Linked DNA regions of Homo sapiens: region 1 is linked to region 2. A link is a loop called in an ENCODE intact Hi-C map of the cell type or tissue named here. Cell type or tissue: heart right ventricle. All regions are shown on one strand. Each heading gives the region's core, and the rest is flanking DNA. Links, peaks and the distances in the headings are about the cores only.

The links. Hi-C counts contacts between places; a loop is a spot of excess contacts. Peaks named below come from ENCODE experiments on the same cell type or tissue, not always from the same donor. Only the 100,000 strongest peaks of a DNase experiment are listed, where the experiment ranks them.
Region 1: it touches region 2 in a loop (10-fold over the local background); 4 of 110 quality-filtered maps call a loop at or near these places.

Annotation. Positions count from the first base shown.
Region 1 is chr13:29,828,998-29,838,797 of GRCh38, reverse strand. All of the region lies in intron 1 of UBL3 (ubiquitin like 3), which reads left to right. Among named protein-coding and RNA genes, the nearest start is that of UBL3, 17 kb to the left of the region's middle. In heart right ventricle, for the core only: no CTCF peak of the experiment used is centred there; no DNase peak of the experiment used is centred there.
Region 2 is chr13:29,904,207-29,914,006 of GRCh38, reverse strand. No RefSeq gene overlaps it. Among named protein-coding and RNA genes, the nearest start is that of LINC00572, 18 kb to the left of the region's middle. In heart right ventricle, for the core only: no CTCF peak of the experiment used is centred there; a DNase peak (open chromatin) is centred at 5,377; H3K27me3 peaks cover 921 bases.

The sequences.
Region 1 (9,800 bases), core at 744-8,743, 75 kb after region 2:
ACCACATTATTTGGGTTTGAATTTACAGTTTTGCAATTTGTATTTTACTTCCATCATTAAGTCCTTTATAACTTTCCCTTCCATTTTGTTTTCTTTTGGATTAATCAAACAGTTTCCCATATACCTTTCTCTCAGCTTCTCTGTTATAAATTCTTTTACTATCTTTACTGGTTAGCATAGAGATTACAATGTTCATCTTTAACTTTTTTGTCTGTCATAAATTTTTGCCTTTGCCACTTCAGGGTAATGGAATGGCCTTTTAATTTAATTCCATTTACCCCTCTTCCAGTCTTTGCTTTGTTTTCAACCCCAAAGATGTCATTATTATTATTGTTAAAGTAATTATAACAGTGGTAATAAGAGTAATGTTGTTGTTAAAATAATCATTGCTCATTTCACTTTGTCCTCAAATTTACCTTTCTGGAGGTCTTCATTTCTTTCTTTTTGATTGTATGTGCATCTGGGTAATTATCGTTTTATCCAAGGAACTTTTAGTGCAGGTCTTCTGGTAATGAATTCCCTGTTTTGGTTTGCCTGAAAATGTGTTCATTTTACCTTCACTTTTAAAGGGTCCCTACTTTATGCACCTTCAAGATGTTATTTTATCATCACCTGGCTGCCACTGTTTATGTTAACTCAGGCTTTTGATTTTATTGTTACTCCTTTGAAGTTAATGTGTTTTCCTTTGGCTGTTTTAAAGATTATATCTTGTCTTTGGTTTTCACCAATTTTACTATTGATGTGCTCTTGTGTAGCTTTTTTTTTTGTAATCTACATAAAGCTTGTAGAGTATCTTGAGGTCCTGAGTCAATCTTTGGCTTACTATCTTTTGTCATTTGGGAATTAGCTAAAATTATTATTATTATTATTATTATTATTATTGAGACAGAGTCTTGCTGGTGTGCAGTGGTGCAATTTCAGTTCCCTGCAACCTCCGCCTCCTGGGTTCAAGTGATTCTAGTGCCTCAGCCTCCCTAGTAGCTGGGATTACAGGCGCATATCACCACGCCCGGCTAATTTTTGTATTTTTCATAGAGACGTGGTTTTGCCGTATTGGCCAGGCTGTTCTCAAACTCCTGGCCTCAAGTGATCCGCCTGCCTCAGCCTCCCAAAATGTTGGGATTACAAGCATGATTACAAAGTGTTGGGATTACAGGCATGATTACAGGCATGATTACAAAGTGTTGGGATTATAGGCACCTGGCCCGGGAATTAGCTAATATTCTTTAAGTATTATTTCTATTCAATTGTCTTCTTTCCTTATGGGACTACAATTACGTGTATGTTAGGTCATGTCACTGTTTCCATTCTTTTTTCCCCTTCTCGTAAGCCTAGAGATTTTCTAGCAACCTATCTTCATGTTCACTTGTATTTTCACTGTCCAGTATCCAGTTATTTCTAATTATTGAGTTTTTAATTTTAGTTTTTGTATTTTTTATCCTAAAATTTACATAGATTCAAATTCTTATGTTTTCATCTGTTTTCTTGAGTATATTAACTACTGTTGCAAAATTCCTGTCTGATGACCGTCATACCTAGATTGTCTGTGAGCCTGTTTCTGTTGTTTTGTTTTTGATTATTTGATCCTTTTTCCTTGGGTGCCTGGCAATGTTTTATTAACATTGTGATGAAAAATTATAGAGAATCTGAATTATGGTTATGTTTCTCCGTATAGGATTTAATATCCTCTGGTGAGTAGTTAGAAAAACATTGATTACTTTGATTCGTAAGTGACTGATAAGACATGAGCCTGAATTCAGGGCAGTCAGGAAATTCTGATAGCCTCACTATTGGTGGACTACTGGTGTATAGCCCTTAGCTAAGGTCTCAGTTGAAAGTTTGCCATGTTTACCAAGATACCTCTTCCTTGGCAAGTCCTGAATTTCAGGTATCATGAGGCTGATGAAAGCTATTTTTAAAACCTCTTTTCAACATCTTTTTGTTGGGATTTTCTGAATTTCAGTCCATGCTGTTTACAATTCAGCACATTCCTGGAGAGGAAAAGTTGAACAGAATATTGGGCCCCTTTCTTTGAGGTTCCTTTTTATTTTCCTGAGATCCTCAATTCCTGGCCCTTTGGTGGTACAACATCCACTTTTTGTGTCTTCCCAGCCCAGTGAGATTCATACAAGTTCTGGGATGCTGCTTTCTGCTTGGCCTTTTGCTCTGTACTGGTAATTGGCAAATACCTCAAGGGGGAATTGAAGGGAGATCTTCAAAGTGTTTCCCTTCTCTAAGGGATCTTGGCTCCTCAAGTCCTGACCCTTGGTTGTTCTCCGGAAACCTTCAAATAGCTGGGGATTTAGGGGCATTTTATATCACTTTTATAGTTGTTTTCCATGGGAAATTTGGTCTGATATTGCTGTTCTCTCATAGGTAGCCTAATTGCCTTTTCTTTTCGTACCCTGGTTTTATTTTATTTATTTATTTATTTATTTGTTTATTTATTTATTTTTGCTGTTTTGTGCTGTAGAATTGGCAGTCCTCTCTCTCTTTTATCCTTCTAGTTGCTAAGAACTGCTAAAACTAATTACTATGTTACTTACCATGGCACCATCAGCCAAGCAGTTGCTTAAGTCAGACGTCTCTTGGAGCCATCCTTGATTCCTCTCTTTTCCTCATTCTTTATATTCAGTCACTTTCAAAGTATATCTAGAATCCATCTACTTCTCTTCATCATGCTACCAACCTAGTTCAAGTACCCTCTCTCTCCTGGACTATTGTATTAATCTTGGAACTAATCCTTCTACTTTGATTCACATTCCCTGTAGTACCTTTTCCAAAAATACCTTGAGTGTTTTCCATTGAAGAATAAATTTCCATAGAATAAAATTACAAATCCTTTCCTTGGGCCTTCAGGGTCCTGCATGATCTAGCTCCTGTCTAACATGACTATGTCATCTCATTTGATTTGCTATGCTTTAATTGTATTGGCTCCCTTTCAGTTCCTCAAACATGCTACAAGCCCTATCCCACAGCAAGGCTGAGTCTTTGCCTTGGATATTCATCAATATACTTTTTTTTTTTTTTTTTTTTTTTTTTTTGAGACAGCGTCTAGCTCTGTTGCCAGGCTGGAGTGCAGTGGCGCGATCTCAACTCACTGCAACCTCCGCCTCCCAGGTTCGAGTGATTCTCCTGCCTCAGCCTCCCGAGTAGATGGGACTACAGGCACGCACCACCGCACCCAGCTAATTATTGTGTTTTTAGTAGAGATGGGGATTCACCATGTTGGCCAGGATGGTCTTGATTTCTTGACCTCATGATCCAGCTGCCTGGGCCTCCCAAAGTGGGAGCCACCCACTGGGAGTTACTAGGATTACAGGCGTGAGCCACTGCACCTGGCCTGGATATTTATCAGCATACTTCTATACCCTCTCTGCATCACAGAGTCTTTGCTTAGGATGCTCATCAGTATACTTCTATACCCTCTCTGCATCTGCATGGGTAGTTTTTCTTTCTTCAGAGAAGCTTTTCCTGACATCTAAAGTTGAGAGCCTTTACTCCCTTGGTTTCTGTTGCAAGACCATATTGATTTCTTCTGGAGCATGTATCACACTTTGTAATTCAGTTATTTGTCCTCCCCAGTAGGCCATAGATTCCAGGAGGGTGGAGATATATATATATATATATATATATATATATATATATATATATATATATATATATATATATTTATATATATATATATATTTATATATATATATATATTTATATTTATATATTTTATTTGCTGCCATGACCAGTACTTAGTATAGTGCCTTTTGTATAGTAGATTTTTCATAAATGTTTGTGGATTAAAGGAGTAAGATGATCGCTTACAGACACTGTGCCAAGCTTATTACTTGAAACAAATTTAATCCATCGGAAAACTCTCAAAACAATCCTGTCAGGTAGGTAGGTGCTACTATTAACTTCATTTCATTGATAGAGAAAGTGAAGCTTAGTAATGTTTGATTATTTTCCTGAAGCCAGCTAGCTAAGTAGCCTTTTTTGTGTTCTTGGAGTTTTTACTTTTCTAACTTTTTGACCATTCTTCACTTTGTCATATCCTCTTTACTATATTTTAAAGCCAGTGGTTACAGTTATACTAATACTCTGATATTTCAACCTCAGCTTCTTGCCTTTGCTTAACATTTAATTTTTAACATTTTAAATTAGCATGTAATTTAATAATTTAAATGTGAATTTTAACATTTTTTTATCATTAAGCCAAAATGTCAGAAAATAAATTTGAAATTTGAATGGAAGTTTTGAGAAAGCATTAACTGAAGTTTGGTGTCTTTAATAGGACTTAAGTACTTTAAGTGGTGGATTTGCTATGTGGCTATCAATTATTGTGAGTGATTTTTCCAGCTATAAAATCTTTCTCATTATTTTGTGACTGTAAAGAGAAAGACTGTATTATAATTATATATATTTGAATATATTATGTCATATATGAAGAAAACATTTTTGAGCCTTTTATATTTAAAGAACTATTTAGTTATCCATATTTTTTCATTTGAGCATCCAAAAAGATCAACAGATTTTTCATGTTAGGTATCATTTTTATGATTACATACTAGTCTACATGTATTCATTCTGTTCTTCTTACTCCTTTTTTTTTTTTTTTCTTGAGACAGAGTCTTGCTCTGTCACCCAGGCTGGAGTGCACTGTGGCGCGATCTCAGCTCACTGGAAGCTCCTGGGTTCAAGTGATTCTCCTGCCTCAGCCTCCTGAGTAGCTGGGATTACAGGCACGCGCCACCTGTGCCTGGCTAATTTTTGTAGTCTTAGTACAGACGGGGTTTCACCATGTTGGCCAGGCTGGTCTCGAACTCTTGACCTCGTGATCTGCCCGCTGCGGCCTCCCAAAGTGCTGAGATTACAGGCGTGAGCCACTGCGTTATTTATTCAGACAGTCAATAAGTACTTGTTGAGTACCTCCTATGTGTCAGATGCTTTTTTAGGTGCTGGTGTATAGTGGTGAATGAAGCAAACAAATCCTTCTCCTAATAGAGTTTACATTTAAATAGTAAAGATACAGACATTGAACAAAATAAGTGAAATATATTGTATATTAGATGGTGGTAAGTATTACAGAGAAAAATAAAGCAGTAAAGGGGGTTGGGAGTGCTGAGTATGTCTGTGTTCAGTTTTAAATAGTGGGATCAGGGAAGGGCTCACAGAGATGTTGACATTTATGCAGGAGTCTAAAGGAGGTGGGGAGCAAGCCATGCAGCTATCTTAGGGAATTATATTGTAGGCAGAGGGAATATTGCCTCATTGGAGTCTTTGTTCTTTTTAAATCTCACAGTGTGTCTTCTGCCATGTTCTCAAATTTTTATGTTTCTTGTGGTATTTGTTTTCTGTCCTGTGTGATCTAAGTGGTCTCATTATTTTCCTCACTAATTTGGGCAGCAAACATTTTTGGGTGCCAGTGTCCTAGATAGATCCCATCAATAAAGCCAATCATTTTTCTCTAATATGTTTCAAATCAATTTCCTCTTTTATCTCCACTACTTTTTAACCCGATCTCCATCCAGACGTCTTTTTATTTTAGTCATCCACTGCGGTCCGCCTTCCACCGTTTTCCCAGATTTGTCTATGGAAAATACAGATCTCAGTGTCTGACTGTACTACCTACTAATGGCTGGCTATCACTCACATGCTAATCCAGGCCAACCTTCTTACCATGACAGCATTAATGCTCTTGTCTTGGCAGTTGGGCCGCATTCCAGCCTCATCTCCTGTTGGCCCCTTGTATGTACCCTGTGTTTGAGTTGTAATGAACCCCTGCTTGTCCATAATCTTTCTTTTAACTCCTGTGCTTCTCTCTCATCCTTTGCAGAGCCTTCACTTTCTGCTTAAAGTGGACCTTGACTTCTCTTTATCTTGCTCCATTTGCACCTGAAACTTGTCCTCAACTGCAGTGCTAATTCCTTGGTAATGTTTTATAACTTTGTCAGGCAGCTAGACACTGTAAGTATAGAACATGCTGGGAAATCCAAATTAAAAATGACAGTTGGCACAAAGCTGACTTCTGGGAGGGACCAAGGAAAAGTAGCCAGAGTGGCAGGATAGCTGCTTCCATCACGGATTGCCAGCAATGTAAAGCGTAGACTCCAGAGGAACAGTGCTAACTTAAATTAACTATGCAGGCATCAGTACTTCTGGTTCTGATGGCCCGGGGATTTCTAAGTAGTAGTGAGTCTCAGCATTATTTGTTATACAGTCTACTGCTAGATGAACAAGGCTAAGTCTACAGAGAAGGTAAATTATAGAAATTAGGCCCCGTCTCTACTAAAAATACAAAAAATTAGCCGGGCGCGGTGGTGGGGTCCTGTAGTCCCAGCTACTCGGGAGGCTGACGCAGGAGAATGGCGTGAACCCGGGAGGCGGAGCTTGCAGTGAGCCGAGATAGCGCCACTGCAGTCTGGCCTGGGCGAAAGAGCGAGACTCCGTCTTAAAAAAAAAAAAAAAAAGAAATTAGGTAAAAGGATTGGAATCTTAGCTAATTGGTCTGAAATTCAGAGCTAGGCCACAGAATTAGTTGCTCTTTCATAAATTTCATTACCTGTACTCTAGCAATTGTAAGTGTTTTTATGTGTTTCTCCCACTAAACAGACTATGTACTTACTCTGAGGGCAGAGAGGCCTCATCTTTCTAAACTGCTGTGTCTAGCACAGTGCCTACTAAATAAGGAAAACTCAATGAATGTTGAATTAGCACTGCAGGTGTCTGATAGAACTTAGCACAATCATGGAAATGTTCTTTATTGTGTCGTCTAGTAAGGTAGCCACGTGCTGGGCTACTTGTGTCTATTGGGCACTTTCTTCATGGCTAGTGTTTGAGGAAGCGAATTTTTACTTATGTTTAATTTTAATGAAAATATCTATGTGTATCTAGTGGCTACTATTATTGGACAGTGCACTTGTATGGTTTATATAATACTTTCAGTGGACTAAAAAGATCTTTGACTTTTTTTGTTTTTTTGTTTGTTTGTTTTTGACTTGTATTCCAAGTGGTCCCAGACTGCTAAGCTTTTTGTTTTACTTTTTGTGATTTTTTAGTTTTTTTCTTCTCTTAATGTCAGCGTTCTTTTTTTTTCTATCATTAAGTAAGCTGTCATCAGCCTTTCTTTTAACTTTTCTGATTTTAGTCAACTATCATATAGAAAGACATATAATCAAGCTTGTAGAATTATCTTTTTTTTTTTTTTTTTCTTTTGAGACGGAGTTTTGCTCTTGTTGCCCAGGCTGGAGTACAATGACGCGATCTTGGCTCACCGCAACCTCCGTCTCCCTGGTTCAAGCGATTCTCCTGCCTCAGCCTCCCGAATAGCTGGGATTACAGGCATGCACTACCACCCCGGCTAATTTTGTATTTTTAGTAGAGACGGGTTTTCTCCATGTTGGTCAGGCTGGTCTTGAACTCCTGACCTCAGGTGATCCACCCACCTCGGCCTCCCAAAGTGCTGGGATTACAGGCGTGAGCCACCGCGCCCAGCAAGAATTATCTTTTTTAAAAGAGCAAGTAGTATAGGAATCTGTGAGTCATTTTACCTCTCCTTAACTTCTGTAAGAGTGTGAAATTACTCATCAGGAAAGAAGAGAAGTCTAAAAAGTATAAATTTTTGTGAGCATTCAGTTGAAAAAATATCAATATGAGATTAGATGAGTCACCAAGGGAGGGAGGGAGGATACCCTGAAGGCACAACCCCTCTATTTGGGAAAAAGGGAATTATGAACGTGAGAAAAGGAACAGAGTTATAGGAAAAAAGAAAAAAAAAATGCTGGATTGTCATTTAAGGCATATAGGGAGAAACTCAAGGAGGCAGATTTGTCAACAACAGCAGATACAGCAAGGAGGTGAGGAATATTGTATAATTTGGTGAAAGCTATATGGGTCTCAATATATTATCAAGTATTTCAATGTGGTCAAGAGTGTTTTTAATATAATTCTTGTAGTTTTCTTCCATACTGATATGCTAGGCATAGAAGGATTCAGTATGTGCATTTTTTTGAAAGTCATTTTTTCCATTCTTGTGCCTGTATCTATATTTTCCAAACACTTTCTAATTGTCAAAATACCTTTGCTTTGCTACTGCATATAATCAGGACAGGCATTAATAGTACTTGCTTTTTGCTCTGAAATTATTCCTTTTTAATCTTACAAAGGTGAATATTTCTATTACAGAATAGTAGGGCTGTTGGTTCAGTAGCAGTCATCTAGTTCATGCTTTGATGCAGAGATTGCGAAGAGATGTTGTTTCTTGTTAAATTCTTTGTACCCAGAGAAGGAGTTTTACTAAAAAATTGGGAAATTAGATTCCCAGCTGTCATAGGAGGGAAGCAAATGGCTTTTTCATTCCCCAAAGTACTGTCTACCTTACTCCTTTGGGACTTCGAACAGGCAGCCAAGAAAAATCAAAAGCTGGGAAAACTTTTTCCCTAAATACCTTTATTCTGGGTTCATTGATAAGTTGTATGTACTGCAGATTGCAGATGTAAGCCTGTTATTATATTTTTGCTTTTCAAATTATGGCAACACATGAGTCATTTCTGGAAGAAATGCTTACATATCTCATTTCTCAATTAGAACCACTAGATGGACAGCTGAAGTCTCCCTTGAGTAGTTCAAGTGGCTATCCCAGGATGGACAAAAGGGATAGCAGTCTACTCTGAAACTGTAAAACCCTTTTTTTGTTCCCCAGGTGACTTGAATAACTTATATAACTTATAATTACCTGAGAAGCACACCAAAAATAATCACAAGTGCAAAAGGGAGGTTTTCCAGAATAGGCACATCAGATTATTACAAAGAAAAGAGCAATGGTATATCCACTTTCGCTCTGTTTGAAAACATAGTATATGTGTGGTCACATATTAGATGATTAATTTAAGCTAGAAGAGTAACTTTCCCAAATTGACCATTCTTAACATTTTAAGAAAATAATTTAATTAAAAATAATATGAGTAGGGGGTGGTTCCAAGATGGCCGAATAGGAACAGCACCAGTCTACAGCTCCCAGCCTGAGCGACGCAGAAGATGGGTGATTTCTGCATTTCCAACTGAGGTACTGGGTTCATCTCACTGGGGCTTGTCATATAGTGGGTGCAGGACAATGGGTGCAGCCCACCGAGCGTGAGCCGAAGCAGGGCGAGGCATCACCTCACCCGGGAAGTGCAAGGGGTCAAGGAATTCCCTTTCCTAGCCAAGGGAAGCTGTGACAGATGGCACCTGGGAAATTGGGTCACTCCCACCCTAATACTGTGTTTTTCCAACGGTCTTAGCAAACGGAACACCAGAAGATTATATCCCGCGCCTGGCTTGGAGGGTCCCACGCCCACGGAGCCTTGCTCATTGCTAGCACAGCAGTCTGAGATTGAACTGCAAGGCAGCAGCGAGGCTGGGGGAGGGGCGCCCGCCATTGCTGAGGCTTGAGTAGGTAAACAAAGCGGCCTAGAAGCTTGAACTGGCTGGAGCCCACCACAGCTCAGGGAGGCCTGCCTGCCTCTGTAGACTCTACCTCTGGGGGCAGGGCACAGCCGAACAAAAGGCAGCAGAAACCTCTGCAGACTTAAATGTCCCTGTCTGACAGCTTTGAAGAGAGTAGTGGTTCTCCCAGCACGGAGTTTCAGATCTGAGAATGGACAGACTGCCTCCTCAAGTGGGTCCCTGACCCCCTAGTAGCCTACTGGGAGGCACCCTACTGGGAGGCACCCCCTAGTAGGGGCAGACTGACACCTCACAGGGCCAGGTACCCCTCTGAGACGAAGCTTCCAGAGGAACGATCAGGCAGCAACATTTGCTTTTGA
Region 2 (9,800 bases), core at 803-8,802:
TGGAGGTGCAAGTGAGGTGTAGGTAATCAGGGTTGTCCCTCTCCAAGGCCTGCTCTTGAAACGTGGAGGGAGCCTCAGCATGTGCAAGACTCCCAGAGAAAGTCACACCAGCCAATACTGAGTTCTGATTTTTCTGCTTCAGAGAAGGCTTTCTTTTCTCTTTTGCCTTGACCTTTTCCAATGAGAGAATTTTCTCAGGACTTGCCTTTTTTACCCAAAAGCCTCATTAAAAACAAATAGAAAATATGCTAAATGAAATAAGCCAGTCACAAAAGAACATAGATTGTATGATTCCATTTATATGAACTATCTGGAACAGGCAAGTTCATAGACAGCAAGTAGATTAGAGGTTACCAGGGGCTGGGCGGAGAGAGGAATGGGGAGTTATTGCTTAATGGGTACAGAGTTTCAGTGTAGGGTGATGTGAGGAAAGGGTTTTAGAAATGCATAGCGGTTGATCCGGCACTGTGGCTCACTCCTGTAATCCCAGCACTTTGGGAGGCCGAGGCAGGTGGATTATTTGAGGTCAGGAGTTCGAGATGGGTGGATCACAGGGTCAGGAGATCAAGACCATCCTGGCCATCATGGTGACAATATATCTATCTCTACTAAAAATACAAAAATTAGCTGGGTATGGTAGCACACACCTTTAATCCCAACTACTCGGGAGGCTGAGGCAAGAGAATTACTTGAAGCAGGGAGTTGGCGGTTGCAGTGAGCCAAGATTGCGCCGCTGCACTCCAGCCTGGTGACAGAGTGAGACTCCATCTCAAAAAAAAAAAAAAAAAAATGCATAGTGGTGGTGGAAGCACAACATTGTGAGTGTAATCGATGCCACTAAACTCAAAATGCTTAAATGGCATATTTCATGTTACGTATATTTTAGCCCAATTTTTTAAATGTTGAAAAGCAAAGAAAAAAGCATTGTCCTCACCCAATCACATATAGGACTGTCCATGCTCAGACTCCTGCAGATGGGCCAGATGTACCACATGAGGTGAAGCTCACAGAACACATGGGGCTTGCTGCCTGACCTCCGTACCTTTGCACCTGCTGGTGCCTCTACACGAAATGTTCTCTCTCTCCTGTCTCCCTGGCAAACTCCTGTCATCTTTAGAACCACAAGTTAATTGTTCTCCTCTCTGTAAAGTCTTCCTGATTCTCTTTCCCGTACCTTTACAGGAAGAGCTGCTTACCTCCTCCTTTGTGACTTTTTGTGCGTTATGCCATTACAGTGCTTACCAGACTCAATTGCAATTTATTTTCCTTTTATGAATATCAACTTACAATACATACAGTAAAATTCACTCCTTTTAGGGTACATTTCTGTGAGTTTTGATAAATACAGTTAGTAGTGTAATCAACACCAACAACATAGTTTCATTACTGCCCCCACCCAAAAAATCCCTTACATCTCTCTGTAGTTGATTCCTCCCCCCAGCTCCTGATCTGTTTTTGGTCTCTCTAGTTTGGCCTCTCTATATGACATTTTCAAAAATGTCATACAATTGAAATCATGCAGTATGTATTACAGTCTATTGCCACTTGTTCTTGTTTGTATAGCTGTCTCATTCTAAACTTGAGCTCCCAATATCAGACCTTGTCTTACTTATTTTTTCCCTGCACCAAGCATGGTGTGTGCTCCATGGCGGTGTTCTGTGCCTGTCAGTAAAATGATTGAATGAAAGCATGACGTTAGAACCTGTTTCTAATAAAAACAATCCCAGCACAGTGTCCTTGTCATGGGGTTCAGTGGGAGGCTCCAGGCAGGAGCAGAAGCAGCTGGTTGCAAGGCGGTCATGACCAGACGCAGCAGAGAGAAGTGAAGTCCCCCCAGCCCTTCCTTCCAGGGGAGTGACAAGGAGCTGAATGCAGGGAGGCAATTGGCAGCAGGCTGCCTGGAGCTGGAGCCCTTCTTCCTGCCAGCAATGGTCACCCATGAGGCCACCACAGCCCCACGAGGCCACACCCATCCACAGTATCACTAGACTGGGCAGTCTGGTCCTGACCCAGGACTTTCCTGTTGCAAGGCACCTCTGGGACTCCCGGTCAGCCAGCCAAGGAGCAGCCCAGAGGGATCCAAGCATGGGCAGTAACGAACCAGGATGTTGGGAGGAGCAGGTTCAGAACCTCAGAACCACCTAGCTTTTGCCTTTTCCTGAATCCTCCTCTATTCCCACCTCTCCCCACTCATTCCTACCTCCACCCTCACACTCAAAGCCACACATATCCAGAGGATCTTTTGCTTGGTCTGTACCACCCTAATTTCAAGGCAATAAGGAATGCCATGTAGCCATTTGAGTTGCTATTTTCCACTATGGTTTTCTATTTTGCCTTCATGGGGGACCCTGGGGAAACCCTCATCCCCCACATCCCCATCTTGTAGTTATGGTCTCAATAGGAACAAAAGTTCTGCATTCCTATTATTCCTCTTTCCTTCCATGCTTTGTTAAATCTTTTATTAGCCCCTCAAAGAGAGCTCCTTGAAGGCCAGTAGCACAGCCAAGTCCTGGGACCTTTGTGTGAGCACCATCTGTGATTAAAGAGAAATCATAACACAGTAAGGGCCATATGATAAACACTAAAGAAATGACTGTTAAATAAACTGACTCAATAATTCATGATCAAACAAATATGGATTATGGAAGCTGCCTTCATCTTTATTGACCCTCAGTTTGGAATGACCACTGCCTCTGGATCATATCCTGGGGCAGAGCAAGAAGAAACCATTCACTCCTTAAGGTATGAGTAACTTCAGTTCAATAATTATTAGGCAAAAGGGTAGAAACCTGTGGTTAAAATGACACGTGGAGAATATGGCATGAATGTTGACTCTATTTCTTATTATTGCAACAATTGAGAATTGTCTTCTACAATAACTTTATTACTTTGTTTTTCAGTGGAAGTGAAAATTTTTTTAAAATTCTGTTCTGGGTCAGAGGACCAAGAACATGTTCCAGGATTTTCACATTCAAAGTTGCGTTTCTTCTTAAATGTATAGCCTTTGCATCATCAACCCAACAGATGTGTCTTGACTGTCTCTTTTAACTCCGAATGCTGTTTAGGATACAGAAAAAAAAGGAAGAGAATTGCCTGAAAAGTCCTGCAGGTGTTCAAGTCCTGCTGTTCAGAGAAACCCTGCTCATATATGCACCTTGGTGGCCGATGGAATCTCCTCTTCAGATGACAAATCGCTAATTCGGGTCCCAGCCTTAGAACTGCACTGCTTATAGGTGCATTTTATAGCAATGCATTGTGTATACTCATTAGATTGAATTTACCGATTTCACAAGCATGTGCTGGGGAACCAGGGACATAAATGCACAGTGACAATATCTAAGGTTCCATAGAGGGAGAAATGCACCTACAACAGTAACTTGAAGTGAAGGAACCAAGTGGAAGCTGCCATTAGAGGCTCCCAGACAAAGAGCCAGGGCTCGACTGCCTCTTCAGAGGCCTGGGATCATCACACCAATCAGCAGGCACTCTGGGGTGTGATACAGCTTGCTGCAAAGGATCCTCTAGGCTAACCGTGACTCATTGGCCTTAGGCTCCCACTGCCTGTTCCCATGAGGTTGGAGAAAGAACATGGGCTTTGAGCAAACAGAGCTGGAATCCTGGTTCTGTTCTGGACTGGTGTGAGATTTCCAACATTTCCAACTTGACCTCTCTCAGCTTTTGCTTGTCTGGAATATGGTGCTAATGCCCCCTGCCCCCTAGGATGGCAGGAAGTATTCCATTAGATATTGTACAGAAAGATCTCACAAAGCATATAGGAGGTGTAATGCCTTTCCCTCCCCCTGCCTACCTCCAAAGAATGAGAGGCCCTGCCAAAGCACACCCACAGGGCAACACAGTACATCACTGCCAGGCAGCAGAGCAAGCACATCTTAATAGGGCCAGACCTGGGAAGGTCTGGAGTGTGGAACACTGCGAGGGTTTTTGCTGCAGGTTGGAGATAACCAGTGGGTGGCCCCAGGGTGATGGTTGTACTTATGGGGCTCACTAGGACAGAGGACAGAGGTAAAAAGTGGAGGGAGGAAATCAAAATAAACCTGGTCTCACATCACACTGGACCTACAGCTAGTCCTACACACACAGTCTAACATTTGCTCCTGATGCTAGAGCCCAGGCGATGCCCTTGTTTATAACACAGAGCTCTTGTCTGCCCCCTCCTTAGTCCTGCACCAGCCAGACACAGGGCTTTGACTTCTCCCCTTGCTCGTCTTTTAGATCATTAGCCCTGAAATGCTCCTGGCTGGTTGTCCCAGGGGTTCACCGAGAGCAAATTTGTGGCAGGCAGAAAGAAGGGACTGGAACAACACATGAATGGCAGTCTGTCGAGATGGTCATTCATCAGGTCTCGGAATCGAATCTGAAAAACCATCTGCCTTTGTCTTCCATGAGGATTCTGCATTGGAGAGGGGAATGGCCCTCCTCGGTGCCTCCTCCACGGTGGCTGAGAGAAGCCAGCCATCTGGTGACATGGTGGGAGGCAGTGGGGGAAGGGGGGTCTACTCGGACACCTAGGCGAGGGGATGGCTTTGTGTTCATAATCACTACAGCCCCACTCTGCTCATGGGGCCTCATTTCTCAATGCTAGGCCAAGCAAACATTCTCACTGTGCTCTTGCTCATTCTTTGCTTTGTGCTTTTGGCTGCTTAACTTTTGAATGCCAGGCCAAACTTTTAAATGCATGTATATTTCTGGCAACACTCCATGGGAGCATTTATTGCACTGAATGCAAAATAGGAGACTCTACTTCGTGCTGGGACTCAGAAAACCCCCAAGGAAGGAGGCGACACTATCATCTCAATCAAGGACCCCTGGAAGGCATGATGTCACTTCGACTTATCCCAAACTCAAGATTTAATCATGATAAGCCAAATAAATATGATTGATAGTCTCTCTATGTAATTCAATCACAAAATCAAGGACCCCTGGAAGGCATGATGTCACTTCGACTTATCCCAAACTCAAGATTTAATCATGATAAGCCAAATAAATATGATTGATAGTCTCTCTATGTAATTCAATCACACATGTCCCAGTAGCAGGGAAGCATTTGGACCACGTTGCCAGTTTTTTCTTATTTAACCATCCTGATGGCTCAGGGGTAGTACCAATAAGATATTAGTTTCCCTGGAGAAATTTTCTTCTAATCATGCATATTGAGCTTGAAGCCTTTAGGCACAGGCAGATTCTGATAATTTATTTTTTTCACCTGAAGCTATTTTTTGTTTTTGTTTTACTCACAGGTTCGTAGTGTTTATTACATTCGCTAGAGAAAATTCTCTCCACTTTCCACACTTCATGTCCTCAGTCATTTTGGCATAAGACAGGATGTGGCTTTCCAGCTGCCTCCAGCCACGCCTTTGGAAGTGAGAGATGGCAGCTCCCAGCCTCCCCGTGCCTGCAGTCCAGATGTGAGAGCGTGAGAAGCTGTCTTCCTGAGCTAGAATGAAATTTGGGTGATTCAGTCTCATTTAGCATTGCCTACAGAAAGGTTTTTCTTTTCAGGGGCATTTTTAAAAGATAGGAACTATTATTCTCCAGGTAAATCGCAGTCAGGAGCTAATTTCATAACATCTACCATCATTGACCATTTTTGGCTTGGGTTAAAAAAAGAAGTAAATTAAATTAAATAAACATCCACCATCATCTCCAAGGCCTACTTATGTTAGAGAACGTGTAGCTAGTTAGAGAGACAAGAGTCAGATGGAGAGCGTCTTCATTCCACACATCGAGAGTAAATCAGTGAAGTGCCTCTGAAATATTCAAAAAAAGTAAGAAATCTGGATATAAAAGTAGACTAGGTCAACATGAGCCTCCAGGGTCCTGTAGCTATTGGGCTAGCACAGAGCCTAGGATTAATGTGAATCTATCTCACTTGGACTGCCATGGGAATTTTCCTGCGTATTTGTCACACAATTTGATTCGGGTTGTCCCACTGCCCGAGGAAGCTGGGCTGCGTGTGAGATTTGTTTGGAAGCAGTAACGAATCCAATTGGAGATGAAGGTCTAGGTTTGAGGAGCAAGCACTTCTAGCCACAAAAAATATCCAAATAAGGATGGAGGGGCGAGAACAGTCAAATGTAGCTTACTCATGGTTTTCAATAGGTATGCTTTCAGTTTTCTTCTTCATCATCAAGGTGCTAGCAGTATTGCATCAGCATCCATATAAAGAAAGGGAGATGCAACAGGGAGCCGCAGGGAAAGCTCTGACTGAGGAGTTGGGAGTGTGAGGGATCTGCTATCCTGAGCTGGGCGGCCACAGAGAAGTCTTGGACGCCTCTGGCTGCACTGCAAAAGTCTGTTGGTTTATGTTTCTAAGTGATCATCATGTCTTTAGAAATTAGCTATGCAGATGAGCTCTCTCCAGATGTTTGTTGGAAGATTTTAGTAAGTACAGATGCTCCTTGACTTACAATGGGGTCACATCCTAATAAACCCATCATAAATTGAAAATATTATAAGTCGAAAATTCATTTAATATACCTAACCTACCAAACATCACAGCTGAACATAGCCTTCCTTAAACGTGCTCAGAACACTTGCATTAGCCTACAATTGGGCAAAATTATCTAACACAAATCCTGTTTTATAATAAAGTGTTAGATCTCTCATATAATCTATTGAATACTGTACTAAAAGTGAAAAACAATGGTTGTATGGGTACTAGAAATACAGTTTCCACTGAATGCATGTCACTTTCACTTCATCATAAACTTGAAAAATCATTCATCAAGGAATGTCTGTAGTTGTTTTGGGTTGAATTGTGTCCCCCAGAAAGATACGTTCATGTATCTTTCTAACCCTGTAAATGTGACCTTATGTTGAAACAGAATCTGTGCAGATGTCATCAAGTTAAGATGAGGTTATACTGGATTAGTGTGGACTCTAATCCAGTGACTGGTGTCCTTATAAAGAGGGGAGTTTGGACACAGACGTAGAAAGAATGCTATGTGACAAGGGAGGTAGAGAAGGTAGGGACTGGAGTTGTGTGCCTACAAGCCAAGGAACACCAAGGATTGCCAGGCAAATACCAGAATCTAAGAGAGAGACTTGGAATGGACTCTCCCTCAACCCCCAGAAAGAACCAACCCTGCCATCCTGTTGAAGGGAACACTACGGTCCCAGAAGTGACCACACCTTGATCCTGAACTTCTGGCCTCCAGAACTGTAAAAGAATAAATTTCTGTTGTTTTAAGCCACCCAGTTTGTGGTACATTGTCATGACAGCCCTAGGAATCTAACACAGCAGTCGTCTCACACACAGGCCAATATAACTAGTTTAGAACAAGATTCATTACATCTGTTAGATGTCAAGGGAATATTTTTTGGTCTCGATGATGGCAAATGTATTTTGATAATACTACTGACCTTGCAATTTTTACTGGGAGTTTTTGGAATGTATATTCATTTCGTGCTCCTAAAAAGATTAAGCATGCATGAGTGCATGGACACATCTATCAATCCACTACGTGGCATTTCATTAAAAAAATAAATAAATAAAATCAGGCTGGGCATGGTGGTTCACACCTGTAACCCCAGCACTATGGGAGGCTGAGGCGGGTGGATCACCTGAGGTCAGGAGTTCGAGACCAGCCTGACCAACATGGTGAAATCCCATTTCTACTTAAAATACAAAAATTAGCCAGGTGTGGTGGTGGGCACCTGTAATCTTAGCTACTCGGGAGGCTGAGGCAGGAGAATTGCTTGGACCCAGGCGGTGGAGGTTGCAGTGAGCTAAGATTGTGCCATTGCACTCCAGCCTGGGCAACAAGAGTGAAATTCCGTCTCAAAAAAAAAAAAAAAAAAAAAAAAAAGAAATCCTGTTTTTTAGTATCAGGAAATGAATTAAATACTTCATCTATTTTCTACAAAAAGGTGACCTATGTTTACATTTTCAACCTCATATTTAACAGTGATTGTGCAATGTTATTGCATTCTCTCGTTAGCCACTCCCAGGCAGTGGAAATGTTGGCTTGCCAGCTCTCAGTGGAGAAGTAAATTGCCCTCTGACAGTGCTGGTGAGGCGCCACTCTATTTAAAGGCAATTTGAGGAAGAGTGATCATCTCCTGTGTGGGGAAGGCCAAGTTAAGACTTCTGTTCAGATCCACTGGAATTTACATAGCTACACCAACTAGAGGACACTTCCACCTTGGTTCATGCTACACAAAAAGAAGCAGACCCCTGACAACTATTTGGTGATTGGCATAAATGAAGACTCACTGAACTTGAATGTGGGCCTCAAAACTGATTTTTATTTTGACTTAATTATCTGGCTTAAGACTTTTCTTTTTTACTGATTGGCCTGATTTTCACAGTCATGTTGTCATTTTTCTTATCAGCTCACTGAAACAGCCTCGGAGTCATGTACAATTCAATGTACATGTACACAGTTCAATGCTGCCCTTCAAAACTTTCTGTCCTACCATCATTTCTTTTTTGTTTTTGTTTTCCAGAATACAACTCATTCAAGTAAGAAGAACTGAAGGGAGCTTTTAAAAAATGATTCTGAAAGAGTTTATATGATCACTGGGAAATATATATACTATTTCTTTAAATAAATAATATTTAAAAAAATAAAGTGGAATATGAAAATCAGCCTGTGATTTTTAAGTAATCATGTTTTTAAAAAGCAGCTTTTTTAAATGGGACATTTTCAAATCTAATTTATAAAATTATTGTTTGAATTAGAAAAAGAGAATTTCTGGCACCTCTGCAGTTGAGAACTTTATGTGCCCTGCAATTAACAAGAGAGACTAAACTACACATTGCTGGTTGGTTAACTGGGTAAAATAAGATAGTCTTTAAACTGGAAAACAATTTTCCATCCTTTTCTGTAGAAAGTGTGCTTTTCAGAAGATATATATGTATATATTCATCACATGTATATTACAGACAAATAATCCTAAGTGTAGAATCTTAACTGAAAATATATGAATTATCAGCCAGGGGCGGTGGCTCACACCTGTAATCCCATCACTTTGGGAGACTGAGGCAGGCAGATCATGAGGTCAAGAGATCAAGACCATCCTGACCAACATGGTGAAACCCCGTCTCTACTAAAAGTAGAAAAAGTTAGCCGGGCGTGGTGGCACGCACCTGTAGTCCCAGCTACTTGGGAGGCTGAAGCAGGAGAATCACTTGAACCCTGGAGGCAGAGGTTGCAGTGAGCCAAGATCGCACCACTGCACTCCAGCCTGGCTACAGAGTAAGACTGTCTCAAAAAAAAAAAAAAAAAAAAAAAAATATATATATATATATATATATATATATATATATGAACTGTCGATATCCACAGGGTTATATCTAAGATGGTAGGATTATAAATGGTTTCTCCCTTTTTTTCTACTCTTCTGTATTTTCTATAGCAATTATGTAGTACTATTATAATGATAAAATATGATTAATTGTTAAAATGAACTGAGAACAAACGTGATTCTATGAGACATGTCTACAGACAGCTGGGAAACAGCCATGGGTGACAGAATCTGCTGTTACACTGTTACAAGGATAAGAAGTGGCCCAATTTGGGTGAAAAATGCTCACACCAAGGCCAAGAGACAGAGCAGCAGCAGGCTCTCCAGGTGAATTCTTCGCTGGCCAATGGCCCCAGACCGGCCTTCTCGAGGCTAACGTGTCATGGAGTCCAAGCTGGCACCATTTTTGTTGTGTCAAGCTCATTTTGTCTTTAATCTGAGCCTGCTTTGATGTGTTCAAATGAAATGCTGAGAATTTTTAGAGCAGAGAAAGCAATGAAGAGCCTGGCTCCCCAGTCTGTCCATCTGGA